Regions from separate parts of the Homo sapiens genome. Here region 1 is linked to region 2. The links are chromatin loops, found by intact Hi-C in ENCODE. Cell type or tissue: heart right ventricle. All regions are shown on one strand. Each heading gives the region's core, and the rest is flanking DNA. Links, peaks and the distances in the headings are about the cores only.

Region 1 (5,382 bases), core at 256-5,255, 47 kb before region 2:
TGGAGTGCAGTGGCACAATCTCAGCTCACTGCAACCTCCACCTGCTGGGTTCAAACAACTCACTTGCCTCAGCCTCCTGAGCAGCTGGGACTACAGGTGCCTGCCATCAAGCCCGGCTTTCTTTTTTTTTGTATTTTTAGTAGAGATGGGGTTTCACAGTGTCAGCCAGGATGGTCTCAATCTCCTGACTTTGTGATCCACCCACCTCGGTCTCCCAAAGTGCTGGGATTACAGGCATGAGCCACTACACCCAGCCAGCTCCTGTAATGTTTTATCATGATTCTTAGCTTCTTTGCAATGAGTCAGAACATACTCCTTTAGCTCAGCAAAGTTCATTATTACCCATCTTCTGAAGCCTACTTCTGTCAATTCATCCGTCTCAGCTTCAGCCCAGTTCTGTGCCCTTGCTGGAGACGTGTTGTGATCATTTGGAGGAGAAGAGGCACTCTGGCTTTCTGAGTTTTCAGCATTTTTGCATTGATTCTTTCTCATCTTCATGGATTTATTTCCTTTGATCTCTGAGGCTGCTGACTTTTTTTTTTTTTTTTTTTTTTGAGACGGAATCTTGCTCTGTCACCCAGGCTGGAGTGCAGTGGCACAATCTCAGCTCACTGCAGCCTCCACACCTCCCAGGTTCCAGCAATTCTCCTGCCTCAGCCTCCTGGTTAGCTGGGATTACAGGCATGCACCACCACACCCGGCTCAATTTTGTATTTTTAATAGAGACAGGGTTTCACCATATTGGCCAGGCTGGTCTCGAACTCCTGACCGCAGGTGATCCGCCTGCCTCGGCCTCCCAAAGTGCTGGCTGGGATTATAGGTGTAAGCCACCGTGCCCAGCCTGCTGCTGACCTTTAAATGGGGTTTTTGTGGGGTCTTTTTCATTGATGTTGTTGTTGCTCTTGCTTTCTATTTGTCTTTTCACAGTCAGGTCCCTCTTCTGTAGGGCTGCTGCCATTTGCTGGGGATCTACTCCAGACGCTATTTCCCTGGGTCCTTCCCACTCCTGGAATTATCACCAGTGGACGCTGCCGAACAACAAAGATGGCAGCCTGCTCCTTCCTCTGGGAGCTCTGACCCAGAGGGGCACCAACCTGATGCCAGCTGGAACACTCCTGTATGAGGTGTCTGGCGAACTCTATTGGGACATCTCACTCAGTCAGGAGGAACGGGATCAGGGTCTTGCTTAAATAAGCAGTCTGGCTGCCCCTTGGCAGAGCAGGTGTGCTACATTAGGGGGAATCCCCCTCATCCGGGCTGCCCTGACTCACCAGAGCCAGCAGGCAGAAAACATTAAGACTGCTGATCCACCATACTGCAGGCACCCCTCCTCCTAGGGGCTCCTCTCAGGGATATCAGAGTTCTGTCCATAAACACCTGGCTGGGGATGCTGCAATTCCCACAGGGAGGCCTTGCCTGGTGAGGAGGAGTGGATTGGGGTCCTGCTTAAAGAAGCAGTCTGGCCACAAACTATCCCAGCCACTGTGCTGCACTGTGGGGAATTGCTCCCTGTCCAAAATGCCCAGTCTTACTGGCACCTGCAGCAGGGGAAAACAGCTGACTGGAGCCACAGTGATGGTGGTCACCCCTCTCCGCCCGGAACTTGGTCTTTAGGGCAGTCTCCAGCCTGCTGAACTGGTGGGTATTCCAAGCCAGTCATTTTAGCTTATAGGGAGTTGGGGCCCACTGAGGGCGGCCACTTTGGTCCCTGGCTTCAGCCCCCTTCCCATGGAGTGGATGGATCTCCTGCCTCACTTGAGTTCCCAGAGCCACAGTATGCAAAAACTCCCGTGTCTCAGTGCCTACTCGAGCAGCCGCCCACCTGAGCAGCTGCCATGATTCTGCACAGCTCTGTGCTTGGCACCCAAGGCCCTGGTGGCGTGGGCTCATGAGGGGACCTCCTTATCCACAGGTTACAAGGATCTGTGGGAAAAGCATGGTTTTCAGGGAGGAGTAGCATAGTCCCTCACTGCCTCCCTTGCCTGGGGGAGGGAGCTCCCTTTGCCCTATGCAGCTCCCAGGTAGACCCTCACTCCACCCTGCTTTTCCCCACTCTCCATGGGTCATGCCAACTGCCTCGTCAGTCCCAATGAGAGAATCTTGGTACTTCAATTGAAGATGCAGAATTCTTGCCATTTTCATCCTTCTTGGTGGGAGCTGCAGAGTGGAGCTGTTTCTATTCAGCCATCTTGGCTGCCCCCTTCTATATAAATTTTAGCATTAGCTTGTTCATTTCTACAAAAGAGGCTATTGGAATTTTGACAGGGATTACACTGAAGCTGTATACCAATTTTGGGAGTATCACCATCTCAAAAATATTAAGTCTTCTAAAGCATGAAACACAGAATGTCTTTCAATTTTTCAGGTCTTCTTTAAATTCTCTTAATAACGTTTGTAGTTTCCAACATACAAGTCTTACACCACTCTGGTTAAATGTATTATTAATTACTTTATTCTTTTAGATGCCATTGCCAAATGTAATTGCTTTCTTAATTTCATTTTTGGATTGCTCATTGTTTGTATATAGAAATATGACCTATTTTTGTATGTTGATCTTGTTTCTTGAAACTTTGCCAAATTCCTTTATTAGCACAGTAAAATTGGGTGTGGGTATTTGTGTGTGTGTGTGTGTGTGTATTATTTATGATACTGTAAGTACAGTAAGTCCTCAATGTAGTAGATAGGTTCTTGAAACTGCAATTTTAACAAGGTATAGCAAAACTAATTTTAACATAGGCTAATTAATATTAACAAGAATAAGGTTGCTATGGTATGTTTCTGGTCACAAAATCATCACCAAACTTCTAAATAAAGACTGAAACGTTTCTAATATTAAACACTGAAATAAATCTGAGCTCTATATACATTTAAGAAAAATTAATGAAAACAAGGTAATTATTTACCCAATTATTCCAGTTCAGGGTCTCTGGAGCCTATCAAAGTCTATAGGCCAGAACCTATCCCAGCAGCTCAGGGTACAAGCCATAACCAATCCTAGACAGGACATCACTTCATCATGGGGTGCACTCAAATACATATCTACATTCACTCATACTGGTATAATTTAGACATGCCAATTAACCTAATGTGCACATCTTTGAGATGTGGGAGGAAACCAGAGTACAGGGAAAAAACCCATGCAGACACAGGGAGAATGTGGAAATTCAACATAGACAGTGGCCCTGGCCAGGAATTGATTTTTTTTTCCTCATGAATGTTATAATGAAACAACATTATTTGAGGACGTGCTGTTTTAAGACGTCATCTTAAAATAGAAATAGTTTCATATCTTCCTTGCCAATTTGGATACTTCTTACTAGTTTTTCTTGCCTATGTGCCACTAGAAATTCTATTACAACAAGGCGAGAAGTGGCAAGAGTGGACTTTCATGTCTTCTTCCTGATCTTAGGGGGAAAGCTTTCATTCTTTTGCCACTGAGTATGGCTGTCAGCTGTGAGATTTTCCTAATTATCCTTTACCAGATTAAGAAAGTTGCCTTCTAGTCCTAGTTTGTTGGGTGTGTTTATCACAAAAGGTCGGATTTTGTTAAATACTTTTTCTGCATGAACTGAGTTGATCATGGTTTATGTTCCCCTTCATTCTATTAATATGGTATATTATATTGTGTGACTTTTTTCTATGTCAACTACCCCTGAATTCTTGGAATAAATCCCATTTGGTGATGATATATAATCTTTAAATATGCTGCTGCATTCCTAAAATATTTTCTTGAGGAATACTGCACCTATATTCATAAGGGACATTGGTCTGAAGATTTTATTTCTTGTGTTGTCTTTATGTGGCATTAGTAGCAGTGTTATGCTGATTTTGTAAAATGAGTTAGGGCAGGTCTACTAGTGACAAACAATTCAGTTACTGTTTATCAGGGAATGTAGTAATTTCTCCTTCTTTTGTGAAGGAAAGCTTTGCCAAATATAGAATTCTTGGTTAACAGGGCTGAAAAAAATTCTTTCAGCACACTGAGTGTGTCATCTCATTGCCAAGTGGCCTCCATCATCTCCAGTGAGAAATCAGCAGTTAACCATACTAAGGATCCCTTATATGTGAAGCTTTACTTCTCTTTTGCTTTCACAAAGCCCTTATTCCCTAGAGATCTCTATTTCTGGCCTTTCTCTCTAAGCTTTTTGGTTAGTCTACTGTTGACCCCAACTGTTCTCCCTTTCCCTGGGAAATAGTGACTAAGTACATTTACCTTTAAATTAAAAAAAAAAAAAAATCTCTCAGGTGGCCTCCTCAGCCCTAGGAGAATTCTGAGTTAGGTAAAAATAAAAACAAATCACCTGACCCAGTCCTTCAGGGAGCCATCAGACAGGGCAAAACAGACAATTACAATTCTTTGAGAATATGGTCTGTTATGTTGCCTCTAAAAGTAGATATCTGTACCAGGAATACAGGCTGTTGTCTTCAAGGCTGCTGTTGAGGTGGAGAGTAAGGTATGAGACCAAGATAAGTTAAAATGCCACAAAACTCTCCTACTGATATTCAGTTAAATTTACTTGATTAAGCATTTTCTTGATTTCAGTGGCCTTTTGATTACTTTCCAGAGTTCCAAAAAAATTGGTTCTCACAGTTTTTGCCAATTAACTATATTGTGGAGGTACGAACTTTGGTGGTTCCCTACCATACCATTTTAACTGACATAATTTAGGATTTCTGTTTTTTTCCATGAGAAATCTTTATAATTATAAGGAAAGATAACTTTAGCATTATTCCTGCCATTTTATTTTAAAAAAAAACAGCTTTGAGATAAAATTCATACACTATATAATCCATCCATTTAAAATGTATAATATAATGTTTTTGAGTATATACATAAGGCTATGCAGCCACCACCACCACCACCACCACCTAACTTTAGAACATTTTTCTCCTCCTGAATAAAACCCTGTAGCCATTTACAGTCAATCCTGACTCCATTCCTTCTGATCCCATCTCTACACACCACTAATCTACTACCTCTATAAAATTTTTGTTTGAATATGTCTTCAATTCTTGAGGGTATATATCTAAGAGCAGAATTACTGGATCATATAGAAATCCTATGTTTAACTTTTTGAGGAACTGCCAAACTGTTTTCCCAAGCAGATGCACCACTTTACATTCCTACTATCAAAATATAAAGGTTCCAATTTCTCTACATTCTTGTTACCGTCTTTTTAAATATACTCATCCAGCTGGGTGCAGTGGCTCACCACCTGTAACACTTTGGGCAGCCAAGAAGGGAGGATCAGGAGTTTGAGACCAGCCTGGGCAAAACAGTGAGACCCCCCCATCTCTACACACAAAATTTTTTTTTTAATTAGCCAGGTATGGTGGTGCGTGCCTGTAGTCCTAGCTTCTTGGGAGGCTGAGGCAGGAGGA
Region 2 (5,382 bases), core at 254-5,253:
AAAGAAAAAGACTGACAGTTCCATTATATTTAAGTTTAAAATTCTGTCAAACAGTAAATTTGAGAAAATCTGAAAATCTGAAATGCAATGCATTTTTATCATTTATGCATCATTTATTATTTATGCATCATTTGTGACTACATCACTTTAAACATATATGGCAATGACAACTTCTGAAAATAAATATGTCATTTTAATTATACAAAAGATTCAACTCTGCTAAGGTCCCTTTCCACAGATGTAGGATATACTTATATTTTTATCAGTTACAATTTATTTATTATATTGTTTAAAGTGACAGATGAGAAAAATAAAGCTAATGAAATACTGTGAAACAGACACCATGCAAAAGAGAAAAGCCATCCACTGATAAGGATGACAGTTCACCATCTGTCCCCTCACCACTCAGTGACAATTACAAATACTCCATCAGTTTTCTGGTAGGTGGCAATGATGAATGAGGTAAACCCTTCTTTTGCAGATTCTGATGTTCCTTTCTGATCTAATCTGAGGTTTAACAGACAACTCAAAGGAAAGCCCACAGTTCAAAAAGGTTATTAATTTATCATGCTGTGAAGAATAAGAAACGTCTGAGCTCAATATTGCAACAAGGAATGATTCAGTTGTACTGAACCATGCCTTGTAATGAAAGGTGTTTTCTCAGAATTCTCAGATTTCAAATACAGCAACTTGACTAGTAACAGGCTTCATCCTTAGAAAATATTTTAGTAATAGAGTAACAGTAATACCATATATCACAAATAACATCAATCTTTCAAACCAAGATCAAAGGGAAGATAATGCTCAGAGCCAGAAGTCCTTAGTTTCGAGTAGCTTCCACAGCCATAGGTGACAAGGGCTTGAGGGTGTCAGCAGCTTCATCACAGTGCTGTTAACTTCTAAATACTGACCAAAAAAATGCATGCAAATATACAATACATAGGTTAAAAGTAGAATGACAGAAAATGATATACCATCCTAACACAACAGAAAAGAAAGCTGAAATGGCTATATTAATATTAAACCAGGTAAATTTCAGAGCAAAGAATATGCACAGGGACAAAGTAGGTCATTTCATGATGATGATGATGATAATAATAATAATAATAATAATAATAATAATAATAATAATACAGGGGCCAATTAAGAAAACCTAACAATCCTTAGCATTTGCTATACCTTGGATGCTTGTCCACTCCAAATTTCATATTAAAATTTGATCCCTAATGTTGGAGGTGGGGCATACTGGGAAGTTATTGGGTGATGGGGGTGGATGCCTTATGATTAGATAAAGGCCCTTCCTTGGTGGAGCGGTGAGTCCTTCCTCTATTAGTTCCCATGAGAGCTGCTGGTTAAAAAGAGCCTAGAACCTCCCTCTTCACTCTCTTGCTTCCTCTCTCACCATGTGATCTCTGCATGCACCAGCTCCTCTTCACTTTCTGACATGAGTGGAAGCACCCTGAGGACCTCACTATGTGCTCAATCTTAAACCTTCCAGCTAGCAGAACTGTCAGCTAAAGAGATGTCTTTTCTTTATAAATTAACCAGCCTCAGGTGTTCTTCTGAAGCAACACAAAAACATACTAAGACACATTTATATAGCTAATAATACAATTGAAGACTACATGAAGACAAACACACAATTAAAATCAGAGATTTCAATATCCTCTCTCAAAAACTGGTGAGACAAGAGAAAAATCAGCAAGGATATAGTAGATGAGGAAAGTTTTGAGGTGATAAATTTGTTCACTATCTTGATCATGGTGATGGTTCCATGGTGTTATGTATATGCCAAAATTAATTAAATTGTACACTTAAAAATCAGGGTAAGAAATGTATGATAGTTATACCTCAAAGCTCTCTACTGTAATACACATTTCTAAGAAAAATCTATTCCTAACCCTATAAACAAAAGGAGAACTTACCCAATTTTCAAATTTCCTACAGTAAGAAACATTGTAAAATAAAATAATTATGCATATTACAATACTATTAAATACTGTGTCCACTTAAAAACAAATCCTCAACTAAAAGATAAATACTATAAGACTAGTTTAACAGAAGAAAATCCAGGCACAAGCTATCTGTAAGAGACCCATCTAAGACCAAAGGGGATACAAAACAGTGTAGTGGCCAAGATGGCCAACTGGATGCAGCCAGGAGGAACATCTATCACCCAGTGATTGGGACATGGAGGTGACTGGCATACTCTGAGTAGACTGTCAGGGGGAAGCAGCGAGAGTGAACAGAAGCAGAATGCAGATGCTGGGATGAAGAGGGAGGAAGCTGGAAACACGGCATGGGGATACTGAGAACCAGGACTGGTTCTTGGCACCCAAAAATTCTGGGGAAGAGATGAGTTGAGGAGGCAAGGAGTGGCCTCTTCTCTCCACAGATCCCTGGAATCCTAGCAGCAGAAGACATCACAACTACCACAGACACTTATGCTAACAGGGAGAGCTGCTTAGAGGGGCGGTAGGGGCAAGACTCCAGCCTGTTGAAGCCTAGAGGATTTGGTGTGGGAACGTCTGCAGTAGAGCCTGGCAATGACTGACCATCCCCCAAGGCTCACCATGCTCCTCTAGGAGATTTTAGCCTTAGAGTGATTGTCAGACCTGGACAGGGCAAAGTGGTCTTGCCCATGAGACACAGGCAGTCCCATCTGGGCACCGCCCTGTATGCTAGCCTCTCCTGCAGCCCCAGCATGACTGCACCACTTGGAGCTCTGCCTCAGATGCCCAACCAGGGTGCCGCTGGGGCTCTTCATATGTTCTTTGTCAAGACACTTCATCTGACCATCAGAGAGCTCCGTTAGACTGGGCCCTGTGGAAATGTACCAGCCTACCGACAACCTTCCCCAGGCACTTTGCCAGCATGCAGAAGCCCATGGCCACATACCCACATCTGTGACAGTGCACTCACATGGACAGAGCTCACCTCCCTTCCCCCCCCCACCCCACAGTGTACGTGTGAGCATGCAGACTGCTGTGCCACTGCTGCTGGCACAAGCACACCCCAATGATGCCCCCAGCTGAAAGGGAGGTACCCAGCTGTGCCATCATTGCCAGTTTGAATGTGCACACAGACATTGGCGGCCCCATGCCCATCAACACCCTGCCACTGCAAGCGCGAGTGCAAACACAAATGCTGGAAATCCTGCCCCACCCCTGCTGGCACAAGCACAAGCAGGAAGGCCACAGTCCAGCTCCCACTGCTACGCCACCATAGCCAACATGAGTATACCCCAAAACAGTGCGGCATTTGCTGACACATACAAGTGAGCATAGATCCCAAGGCACCACCTCGAAAAAGCACTTTAGCTGGTACCACCCATTAGAGTGTTGTGGTCAGTAGACCAGAAATACTTCAGCCCCTCCAGGAAAGCAGGTTCCTAACCTCAAGGGGCCAGAAAACAAAGCAGAGGGCTGGATACTAGCCCCCCAGAGTTACAGCACACAGCCTAGGAGTACTTAGTTGAGCTCTGGCCCCCTAAAATTTTCCAAAAATGAAGTCAGCCAACTGAGCCCACCTTATAACACAATGAAACCCCAAGGGCACCAAATAAGATTAAAAACAAAACGACCCCATCCAAAGCACAGCAACTTCAAAAACTGAAGGAACATCAGCCCACATACATGAGAAAGAATAAGATCTGTGGCAACTCAAAAAGCCAGAATGTCTTCTTACCTCAAAAGTACCATATTAGTTCCCCGGGAATGGTTCTTAACCAGGCTGAAATGGCTGAAATGACAGACATAGAATTCAGAATATGGATAGGAACATCCATTGTGGAGATTCAGGAGGCAGTCAAAACCCAACCCAAGTATCTAAGAAATACGATGAAACAATGCAGGAGTTAAAAAATGAAACACTCATTTTATGAAAAAAAAAATTGATCTGATAGAGCTGAAAAACTCACTTCGAGAATCTCATAACACAATCACAAATATTAACAGCAGAATTGACCAAGCTGAGGAAAGAATCTCAGGTCACAAAGACTGGTTCTCCGAATTAACTCAGTCAAACAAAATAAAGAAAAAAGAATAAAGAAAAATGACCAAAACCTCTGAGAAATATGGGATTATGTAACAAGACCAAATCAATGATGCCATGGCATCCCTGAAAGACAAGGAGAAAAAGCATGCAAATATGGAAAATATATCTGAGGGTTATCATCCATGAAAATTTCCCTGACCATGCTAGAAAGGCCATAATTCAACTTCAGAAAACACAGAGAACCCTGCACAATACTATACAAGATGGCCATCCCCAAAACACAGAGTCATCAGGTTTCCCAAGGTCGAAATGAAAGAAAAAAAAATGTTAAAGGTAGCTAGAAAGAAGGCACAGATCACTTACAAAAGGAACCCCTATCAAGCTAACAGCAAACTGTTTAGCAGAAACCTTACAAGACAGAAGACACTGTAGGGGGTGGGGGGGTCTACATTCAGCATTCTTAAAGAAAAAGAAATTCCAACCAAGAATTTCATATTGCAGAGTTGGGCGGGGTGGCTCACACCTATAATCCTAGCAACTCGGGAGGCTGAGGCAGGAGGACTGACTGAGGCCAAGAGTTGGAGTTCAGCCTTGTAATGGAGCAAGACCACGTTTCTAAAAATTAAAAAGAATTTCACATGCAGCCCAACTAAGCTTCAAAAGCAAAGGAAAAATAAGACCCTTTTCAGACAAACAAATGCTAAGGGAATTCATTACCACAGACCTGCCTTATAAGAGGTCCTTAAGGGAGTGATAAATATGAATAGGAAAGATGGCTACCAGCCTCCACAAAAACACACTTAACTATATAGACCACCGACACTATAAAGCAGCCAGGCAATCAAGTCTGCATAATAACCAACTAACACCATGATGACAGGATCAAATCTACACATACGAATATTAACTCTGAATGGTATAAATGTCCCAATTAAAAGGCACAGAGTGGCAAGCTGGATAAAAAAGCAAGACCCAATTACATGCTATCTTCAAGACACCCATCTCACATGCAATGACACCCATATGCTCAATGTAAAGGGATAGAGAAAAATCTACTGCTGGAGGTGATGGATACCCCAATTACTCTGATTTGGTCATTACACATTGTATGCCTGTATCAAAACATCACATGTACACCACAATTATATTCAACTATTACATACCCATAGTAATTGAAAATTTAAAAATTAAATAAATTTTAAGATATTAAAAATAAAAAAAACCTTAGGGAAGACTAAAAATAAAAGGATACTCAAACAGTATTATGACTAAGAAAGGGCTATAACTACAAATGAGGTAGAGACTTAAAAGATACAAGAATGCTATCAATAACTACATGAAAATATGTTTAAAACAGTATAAAAATAAATTTCTAGAAAACTCTTA

What was found. Hi-C counts contacts between places; a loop is a spot of excess contacts. Peaks named below come from ENCODE experiments on the same cell type or tissue, not always from the same donor. Only the 100,000 strongest peaks of a DNase experiment are listed, where the experiment ranks them.
Region 1: a loop joins it to region 2, with 1.8 times the contacts of the local background. A loop is called at or near these places in 1 of 110 quality-filtered maps.

The regions. Positions count from the first base shown.
Region 1 is chr15:76,632,237-76,637,618 of GRCh38, forward strand. All of the region lies in intron 21 of SCAPER (S-phase cyclin A associated protein in the ER), which reads right to left. Among named protein-coding and RNA genes, the nearest start is that of MIR3713, 48 kb to the left of the region's middle. In heart right ventricle, for the core only: no CTCF peak of the experiment used is centred there; no DNase peak of the experiment used is centred there.
Region 2 is chr15:76,679,321-76,684,702 of GRCh38, forward strand. The region is part of intron 20 of SCAPER (S-phase cyclin A associated protein in the ER); the gene reads right to left. Among named protein-coding and RNA genes, the nearest start is that of MIR3713, 95 kb to the left of the region's middle. In heart right ventricle, for the core only: no CTCF peak of the experiment used is centred there; a DNase peak (open chromatin) is centred at 2,794.